3 separate regions of the Homo sapiens genome follow, and regions 2 and 3 are each linked to region 1. The links are chromatin loops, found by intact Hi-C in ENCODE. Cell type or tissue: mammary epithelial cell. All regions are shown on one strand. Region 1 has its middle 4.3 kb from the start of HSBP1L1. Region 2 holds the start of KCNG2 (potassium voltage-gated channel modifier subfamily G member 2). Region 3 overlaps ATP9B (ATPase phospholipid transporting 9B (putative)).

What was found. A loop is a pair of places that touch in the nucleus more often than their neighbours do. Peaks named below come from ENCODE experiments on the same cell type or tissue, not always from the same donor. Only the 100,000 strongest peaks of a DNase experiment are listed, where the experiment ranks them.
Region 2: it touches region 1 in a loop (12-fold over the local background); 11 of 110 quality-filtered maps call a loop at or near these places.
Region 3: a loop joins it to region 1, with 10 times the contacts of the local background. A loop is called at or near these places in 7 of 110 quality-filtered maps.

Annotation. Positions count from the first base shown.
Region 1 is chr18:79,959,094-79,961,593 of GRCh38, reverse strand. No RefSeq gene overlaps it. Among named protein-coding and RNA genes, the nearest start is that of HSBP1L1, 4.3 kb to the left of the region's middle. RefSeq lists an enhancer at 858-1,542. In mammary epithelial cell, a CTCF peak has its summit at 1,173; a DNase peak (open chromatin) is centred at 1,203; H3K27ac peaks cover 1,387 bases.
Region 2 is chr18:79,796,381-79,798,880 of GRCh38, reverse strand. KCNG2 (potassium voltage-gated channel modifier subfamily G member 2) reads right to left here and starts at 943. Exons shown (of 4, transcript NM_012283.2): 1 at 867-943. RefSeq lists a silencer at 893-1,132 and an enhancer at 1,064-1,660. In mammary epithelial cell, no CTCF peak of the experiment used is centred here; no DNase peak of the experiment used is centred here; H3K27me3 peaks cover 840 bases.
Region 3 is chr18:79,377,975-79,380,474 of GRCh38, reverse strand. ATP9B (ATPase phospholipid transporting 9B (putative)) reads right to left here. Exons shown (of 30, transcript NM_198531.5): 30 at 2,192-2,500. Among named protein-coding and RNA genes, the nearest start is that of NFATC1, 17 kb to the left of the region's middle. RefSeq lists an enhancer at 1,072-1,622. In mammary epithelial cell, a CTCF peak has its summit at 1,321 (motif pointing left); a DNase peak (open chromatin) is centred at 1,314.

The DNA.
Region 1 (2,500 bases):
AACGCCTCTCTCCTCTCCAGCCGGCATCGGCCAGGCTCATATTGGGCCGTCCCTCCAGCCCTGGCTGCTTTTTCAGGTCAGGCTTCTTGGGCAGCCCGAGTAGGACCACCCAGCATCGCCGCACACAGCAGCCTCAGGCCTCACCGACATAGGCCGGGTGGTCTGTGGAGATGACAGGACTGCCTTTCTTTTTTCTGGGATTGGGTTTTGCTGTGTCACCCAGGCTGGAGTGCAGTGGTGCAATCATAGCTCACTGTAGCCTTGAACTGGGCTCAAGGGATCCTCCTGCCTCAGCCTCCCGAGTAGGTGGGACTACAGAGGCACGCCACCATGCCCGGCTACTATTTTTTATTATTTTTCTAGAGACAGGGATCTCCATATGTTGCCAGGGCTGGTCTCAAACTCCTGGGCTCAAGTGATCCTCCCACCTCGGCCCCCCAAAGCGCTGGACTTACAGGCACGAGGCCATGCTGGCCAAGGACTGGCTTTCGAGCAAAGCTCTTCAGCTGGATCTGATGGAGACAACACAGTGAAGGGGTGGGTTGCCCCTCCACACCTGTGGATGTTTCTTGTTAGGTGGAACGAGAGACTTGGAAAAGAAAGAGACACAAAGTATAAAGAAACAAAAAGGGGGCCCAGGGGACCGGCGTTCAGCATACGGATCCACACTGGCACCGGCCTCTGAGTTCCCTTAGTATTTATTGATCATTATCGGGCGTGGCAGCAGGATAATAGGATAATAGTGGAGAGAAGGTCAGAAGGTAAAAACGTGAACAAATGTCTCTGCATCATAAACAACGTAAAGAAAAAAGTGCTGTGCTTTTGATGTGCATATACACGAATATCTCAATGCCTTAAGGAGCAGTATTGCTGCCAGCATGTCCCACCTCCATCCCTAAGGCGGTTTTCCCCTATCTCAGTAGATGGAATATACAATTGGCTTTACACCGAGACATTTCATTGCCCAGGGACGAGCAGGAGACAGAAGCCTTCCTCTTATCTCAACCTCAAAGAGGCGTTCTTTCCTCTTTTACTAATCCTCTCAGCAAAGACCCTTTACGGGTGTCGGGCTGGGGGACGGTCAGGTCTTTCCCTTCCCATGAGGCCATATTTCAGACTATCACATGGGGAGAAACCTTGGACAATACCTGGCTTTCCCAGGCAGAGGTCCCTGCAGCCTTCCGCAGTGTTTTGTGTCTCTGAGTACTTGAGATTAGGGAGTGGTTTGAGGTTAGGGAGTGGTGATGACTCTTAACGAGCAAGCTGCCTTCAAGCATTTGTTTAACAAAGCACATCCTGCACAGCCCTTAATCCATTTAACCCTGAGTTGACACAGCACGTGTTTCAGGGAGCACAGGGTTGGGGGTAGGGTTACAGATTAGCAGCATCTCAAGGCAGAAGAATTTTTCTTAGTACAGAACAAAATGGCCCTCTGCTCAAATTCTACAATGCCAATATGGACTGCGGGTCTTCAAAGTGGTCTCCTCTACCTTAGGAACACAGCAAGAAAATGATGTGCATTCTCGATTTCACAGCTACTGGAGGAGTCATCGGCCAGATCGGCCTAGCAGTTGTTTCTTTTTGACCCGATAAAATTATGTTTAGAATAGCTCTCAGTTTTCCTGCTCATGTTTGGCTTAGGATAAATGTAGAAATTGTGCCTTCCTCAGCATATGCTGCCTGGGTGGCGCATGAACTGACAAAAGAGAAACTGCCGAGTACTAGCCCAGGATGAATAATTGACCATGGGAATCTAAATATTAAAGAATATTAATGTGTATTCTGAAGTTACAGAAATTAGCCAGTCTTTCCCTGGTGTGAGGACAGACAATTGGGAAGAAAACAGTCTGGGTAAGACTGAAATAGCTAATTACGTGAGCGAAGATGCAGACTACAAGAGCAGAATGTAGACATGAAACAAAGCTTTAAATTAGAAAACCAACGTTTTATTTTGGATAGCTGAAAACGTCCCAGTCCAACCCAGTGTAGGGTGCAGCTGTCTTTATGAAGCATGGGTGTCCATGGAGGTGCCCAGTTGCCCCTCGGATCCAGTGTGGGTGGCCTTGTTTCTGAGGCCCTAAATCTAAGACGCTGCTGATTTTAGGGTGCACTGTTATTATCAGAAATGGAGAAACGCTGCCAATTAAACGTTAAGTTCAGTTCTTATTTTATACTCATTAAAAGAGCGATTTTATAATTATTGATGCTGGTTGATGGATACATGCCTTTCATTATGTTACGCTCTTTTGTGTTTGAAAAGTTTTATTTAAAAATTATATAAAAGCAGTTCTTTTGGGTATAGATTTGGGTATACAGATCTGAGTAGAGACTGTTGCTCCTTTCTTTTTTTGAGACAGGGTCTTGCTCTGTTGCCCAGGCTGGAGTGCAATGGCAGAATTACGACTCACTGCAGCCTTGACCTCCTGGGCTCAGGTGATCCTCCCACCTCAGACCCCTGAGTAGCTGGGACTACAGATGCACACCAATGTACCCCACTAAT
Region 2 (2,500 bases), 160 kb after region 1:
GGGACTTGTGGGTTTAGGGGAACGTTCGGGACGCGGAGCGGGCCCAGTTCACCTGCCGGACGCCCCCTCCGTCCATCCGAACCCGGGAGCCCCGCAGGAGGGACCCTTCTCGTCCCCAGTGACCACAGTCCGGACCCGGGCTGCGCTCGGCGGGCAAGGCTGGGAGCTCCCCGGGCCGGAGGACGGGGCGCATGGGCTCCGGGTTTGCAGAATTCGCGGCTGCGGGAGCTGGGTCTTCTCTCCCCCAATTCGGGCCGCGCCCCGGCTGGTCGGAGGAGGCAGAGTAGGGGTGCGGCCGTGTGTCCGAGCGGGAGTGGGGCGTTCATCTCCGGGGAGAAGGGGGACCGGGAAAGGCGCAGCGCGCCGAGCATTCGCCCACACCCCGCCCGCTCTCCGCGCGAGCCGGGTGCGCCCCCAACCGAACCGGGGCGGGCGCCGGGAGAGTCGGGTTTTCCCGAGACCCGCGCCCCTTCCTCGCCTTCGGCTCACCCGGGCTCCCGCAGGACCAGCGCGAATAGACGGGGCGATCCGCGGCCGAGACCTCCATCCACGCGCGCGGCGCGGCCAGACCGGCGAGCGCCTCCGGCCCGACGCCCCCCTCGACTCCCGGACTCTGGGCGCTGAGCGGGAGGGGGAGGCACCAGCCCCGCCCGGCCCCGAGCCGCCCCCGCCCCCTTGGCCCGAACAGGGGGATTCCAAGGTCCCCTTCGACCCTCCCGCGCCCGCGCGCACCGCGCACCCGGAGAAGAAGCTGCGCGCGGAACCATCAGACAGGAGCCCGCGCCCCCCGCCCCACCGCCCACTGCGGCCCCGGCTCCTTCGCCGCGGACCCCCCACCCCCGGCCCCACGGCGCGCTCAACTTTACCTGCGGTCCAGACTCCGCGAGCTCCGGGCTCCGCTTACCCGGCCGGCGGCCTCCTCGGGGCGGAGCGCGGCGTCTCTGGAGCCGGCATCCCGGACTCCGGCGCCGCCCCGCGCACCGCCCCCGTCCCAGCCTTCAGTGGCGCGGCGCCCCCTCGCGACATCCGCGGGTCCCCAGGAGCGAGCCGACCCTCGGCTGGGTTTGGAGCCGGGGCCAAGTCCACTCGGAGGGAGCACGGAGCCCACCCAGCTGCCCTTGGGGGCAGGAGGCCCAGGCCCCACTCTGCACACCGCCCCCACCAGCGCACGCCCTGGCAGGGGCACACACGCTCACACTCACACAGGTGCACACTCACATCGGCAATCTGTGCAACTCATACGCTCACTGCCACACTCATAATCACACACACAGGTGCACACACATCGGCAATCCGTGCAACTCACACGCTCACTGCCACACATAATCACACACAGGTGCACACTCACATACTCTCATAACCCCAGTCATTCATACTCACGTACATGCATACACACGCTCATAACCACATTCATCCAGGCACACATGGATACACTCATACACACACGCATGCACACTCACACACAAACACTCTCAATGTCATTCCAGAGGCACGGGCTGCCTCCTGCCTGCTGTGACCACTCCAAAGCAGCCTTTGGGGTACAGGGGAAGAGACGAGGAACCCGGCCCAAGACTCTGGAAGGACAGGACTGTGGGTTTTCAGTCAACAGCCAAGGCACTTCTCGTTGAGCGGATCCCCAGGAGACGCCAGCTGTGAGGACTCCGGACGCTTCTGTGGGATGGATCCTGGAGCCGCAGCGGAGCCTCTAGTGAGTGGATGTTTCTCATTTGCATCCACAAAAAGGAAATGTTCCTCTCCAGCTCCAGCCGGAGCACCAGGTCTTGGAAGGGAGGCTCTTCTCCATGGAAACATCTACCGGATTCAGAGCAGGAGGTGCCTGCACTGCTGCCTCTGAAAGGGCAGAGGCTGCTTTTTGGGGGGGCAGCTGGTGGTTAGCGGAGGCCTTTGAGGCTGAACAGATCTGCCCCTGGGGACATTGCCCTGGGGATCCAGTGGACGTTTGCAGCTGCAGGAGGCAGAAGCAGCCAGGACCCCTTTATCTCAGAAGCCCCTGTTAAATACACTCATTAGAAAAGTAAACGAGATAACTCAGATTGCGCTGTCTGTGCTGGAACGCAGGGGTTGCCCTACAGCTGGTGGTTTGGACGTGGGGGTCTGAAGGGTTTCTCAGGCTGTGCATTCTCTGACCTCGGTCTGTTCTTCTTGGTCCAGTTCAGCCCTGGCTGCCTCTTTCAGACCCTGCACCTTGACCCAGTCTCTGGTGGCTGTGACCGTGCAGAGTGCAGTCAGCCCATCACCTCCCTTTTGCAGACTCTATATCTACTGATCCAACCAAAATGCTCACCAGCCTTTCCAGGCACCACATCACGTTTCAGACAGCCCTGGCTTGCTAGTCAAAGCTCTAGGTCTGTGCAGTTGTTGGGTTTTTTCCCCCATGATTTTCAGTTACTTGATTCTTTAAAAGTCTAGGTTTTGTATATTACAATTTGTCCCTAGTACATTTTATTTCGGTAGTTTTTATTAGGTTAAACTTTTTCAT
Region 3 (2,500 bases), 580 kb after region 1:
TGCGGCCCTCAAGGCCTGGCCGTCACTGAACTGGAATCGGATGAGACTATGGAAAGCAGTAGCGAATCCTCGCCTGCCTGCCGCCCCTGCTGAGCGGCTGGCACTCTGCTCTCATCACCCCAGAGCACCAGGCCCCAGTCTCGGGTCTGAGCATGAGCTGCTCTGATGACAGGCTTTGCTTGTATCTTCCCGGTCTCGGCTTCAACCTCCCCTTTCCAAGGAGTCTCCCGAGGCTGCGGGCCCTGCTGGTTCTTCCGCAGCACGCACCTTCCTGTGACCAGCTATTCCGGGCCGCGGACAGGACCGTGAGGGTCACGCCTCTACATGTAAACCTAGAAACACGGGGCCAGCGCGGCACTGGACGCTGCCCATGACACGCAGAAGCGAGGAATGGGCTCCTGCTCATGCAGCACCGCCGACTCCACACATGCAGAATGCTCTCCCCAGGCTGGGCGCCCTCCTGAAGGCCTCTGGGGCTGTACGGCCGGCTCAGAATTTCTAGGGCTGACACAGGTCCAGAACCTAAAAAGCGATGAGGTTACGCCGCAAGCAGGTGGAAACACAGCCTCTCCACCCCTCGCCTGACCCGAGCTGGCTCCTGAACTAGAGCTGGAACTAGATCTAATGCCGATCTAATGACCCTTTAGTGGGCTATTATTTTCTTTAGCAGAAAATCCGTGTCACAGACCCCGTTCTGATTGCCTTGCTGCATGCCCGTCGTCTGCTGGGAACGCCCTGTGCATCTCATTTAACCCTCACAGCAGCAGCCCCCGCAGGGGGTGATTTTCGTTTACGGAGGAAAAGACCCCTTCCTCCTCCAGTCTCTACCTGCCCTTAATACATCTCGATTTCTTGAGACAAATCTTCAACTGTCTCCCAATCAGGATCCAACTGATCGAAGGCTGGTCGTTTCTGTATCTGAAAGCTGTACTGCAGTGTTATTCCCAAAGGCTCAGGGGTTCAGCTTTTCTGAGGTTATCGACAATGTTATTATTCTATTAGTCAGTTTCACAGGTGGGTGGTTTACTTTTAAAGGTGCACGGGGGAGCAGCCTCTGATTTGCCCTTGGCCTCCACCCCCGAGGCCTGAGTGTGTGACCCCATCTCCTGAGCTGCTGGCTGTGGACTTAAGATTTCTACCGTCCCAATGCCCCTAACGCAAACTGCTGCGGCAGAAGCGAAAAGACAGGTGAAATCCAAGTCAGCCCCAGCCAGGACGTGACTTCCAGGAGACACCAACTCGGGGCACAGAAGGGAAACTCCCAGGCAGCCTCCGGCAGCGACCAGACGCGCCCACATCACCGAGCGGACGCCAGCGACACCTTGTGGGAGCGCAGGAAATCGCGCCCTCGCAGGGCCGGGCCCGTCCGGAAACTCAGGATGCTCCAGCGCCGACAGATGACGGCAGAGGAATTCCATTCAACAGGCGCTGATGCGGTATCGGGAAGAAAGGCAGCTTGATTGCTCTCTGTGCCTATTTTCTCCTCTGAAAAGCTGCGGGGGAGGGCGGGTGGGTGCTGGGCAGTCCCTCCGCTGGTTGGTGAAACGCCTTCGGAACCCCACGCACACAGCTCCGCCAGCATTTCAGGTGACGGGGCCCACCCTGATGGGAAACGACGCGGAAGAAAATGAACAGGTGAAACTCCTGGCGGAGGCTGCCGCCTGCGTGGAAAATACGGAGAAACTCTCCTTTGAGACAAGAGGCCTGGCGTTTGACCAACTTCTGCTGAGGCCTCCAAGAACAGGCATGGCTGCAGACGACGGCACAACACACCGGTTTCGAGGAACACCCCAGGCACAGGACACAACTGAGAAAACGAACTCCTGGCCCCAAAGACCTTCCCAGCTTCCCAGAAGCGAGGGGTCTGGTTGGGCGACACCATGAATGCAGCGGGGCAGCCGCACAGGCTTTCATCCACCTCAATCGGTGCCTGTTTCCAGCCAAATAAAATAGGAAACCCATGACCAGGCAAGTGGGCCATCTTAGGGGATTTGAGTTTTACAGGACAGCTGATCTCTATATATAGAAATGGTGTTCGAGTGTGATTTTGCAAATAGAAAAAGGATGGGAAGGACACGCATGCTAGCAGCAAAGTCTCTGGGCAATGATTTACATTGGTGGCCGCAATGGAATTGCGTTCGGAAACGCCACTGTTTACGCAACTTGCCTTTAGAGTGTGTGAGAAGAGCTCTTTATGTGAGAACTCAGTAACTTGACTGTTTTTACTGAAAAGCGAAATGCAAGTATAAAGCGAGGGTATCTTCAGCAAAGGGCAGGCTGTGGGGCAGGCCGTCTGTCTGAGTGGGAGCTGCAGCTGATGTGGACACGGGCCTCCGTGGAGCCTCAATTTTATTACATTTGAGTAGGAATGACTTTGTGTTATAACATCAAAGAAAGAATCTGAATATGAGGGAACTGCAGAAATTAAACTTTCAGTCTAATTCTCAGAATGCCAGAGTAAGATGAACCCTTTACAGTAATAGTGAAATAATTCGGGCTC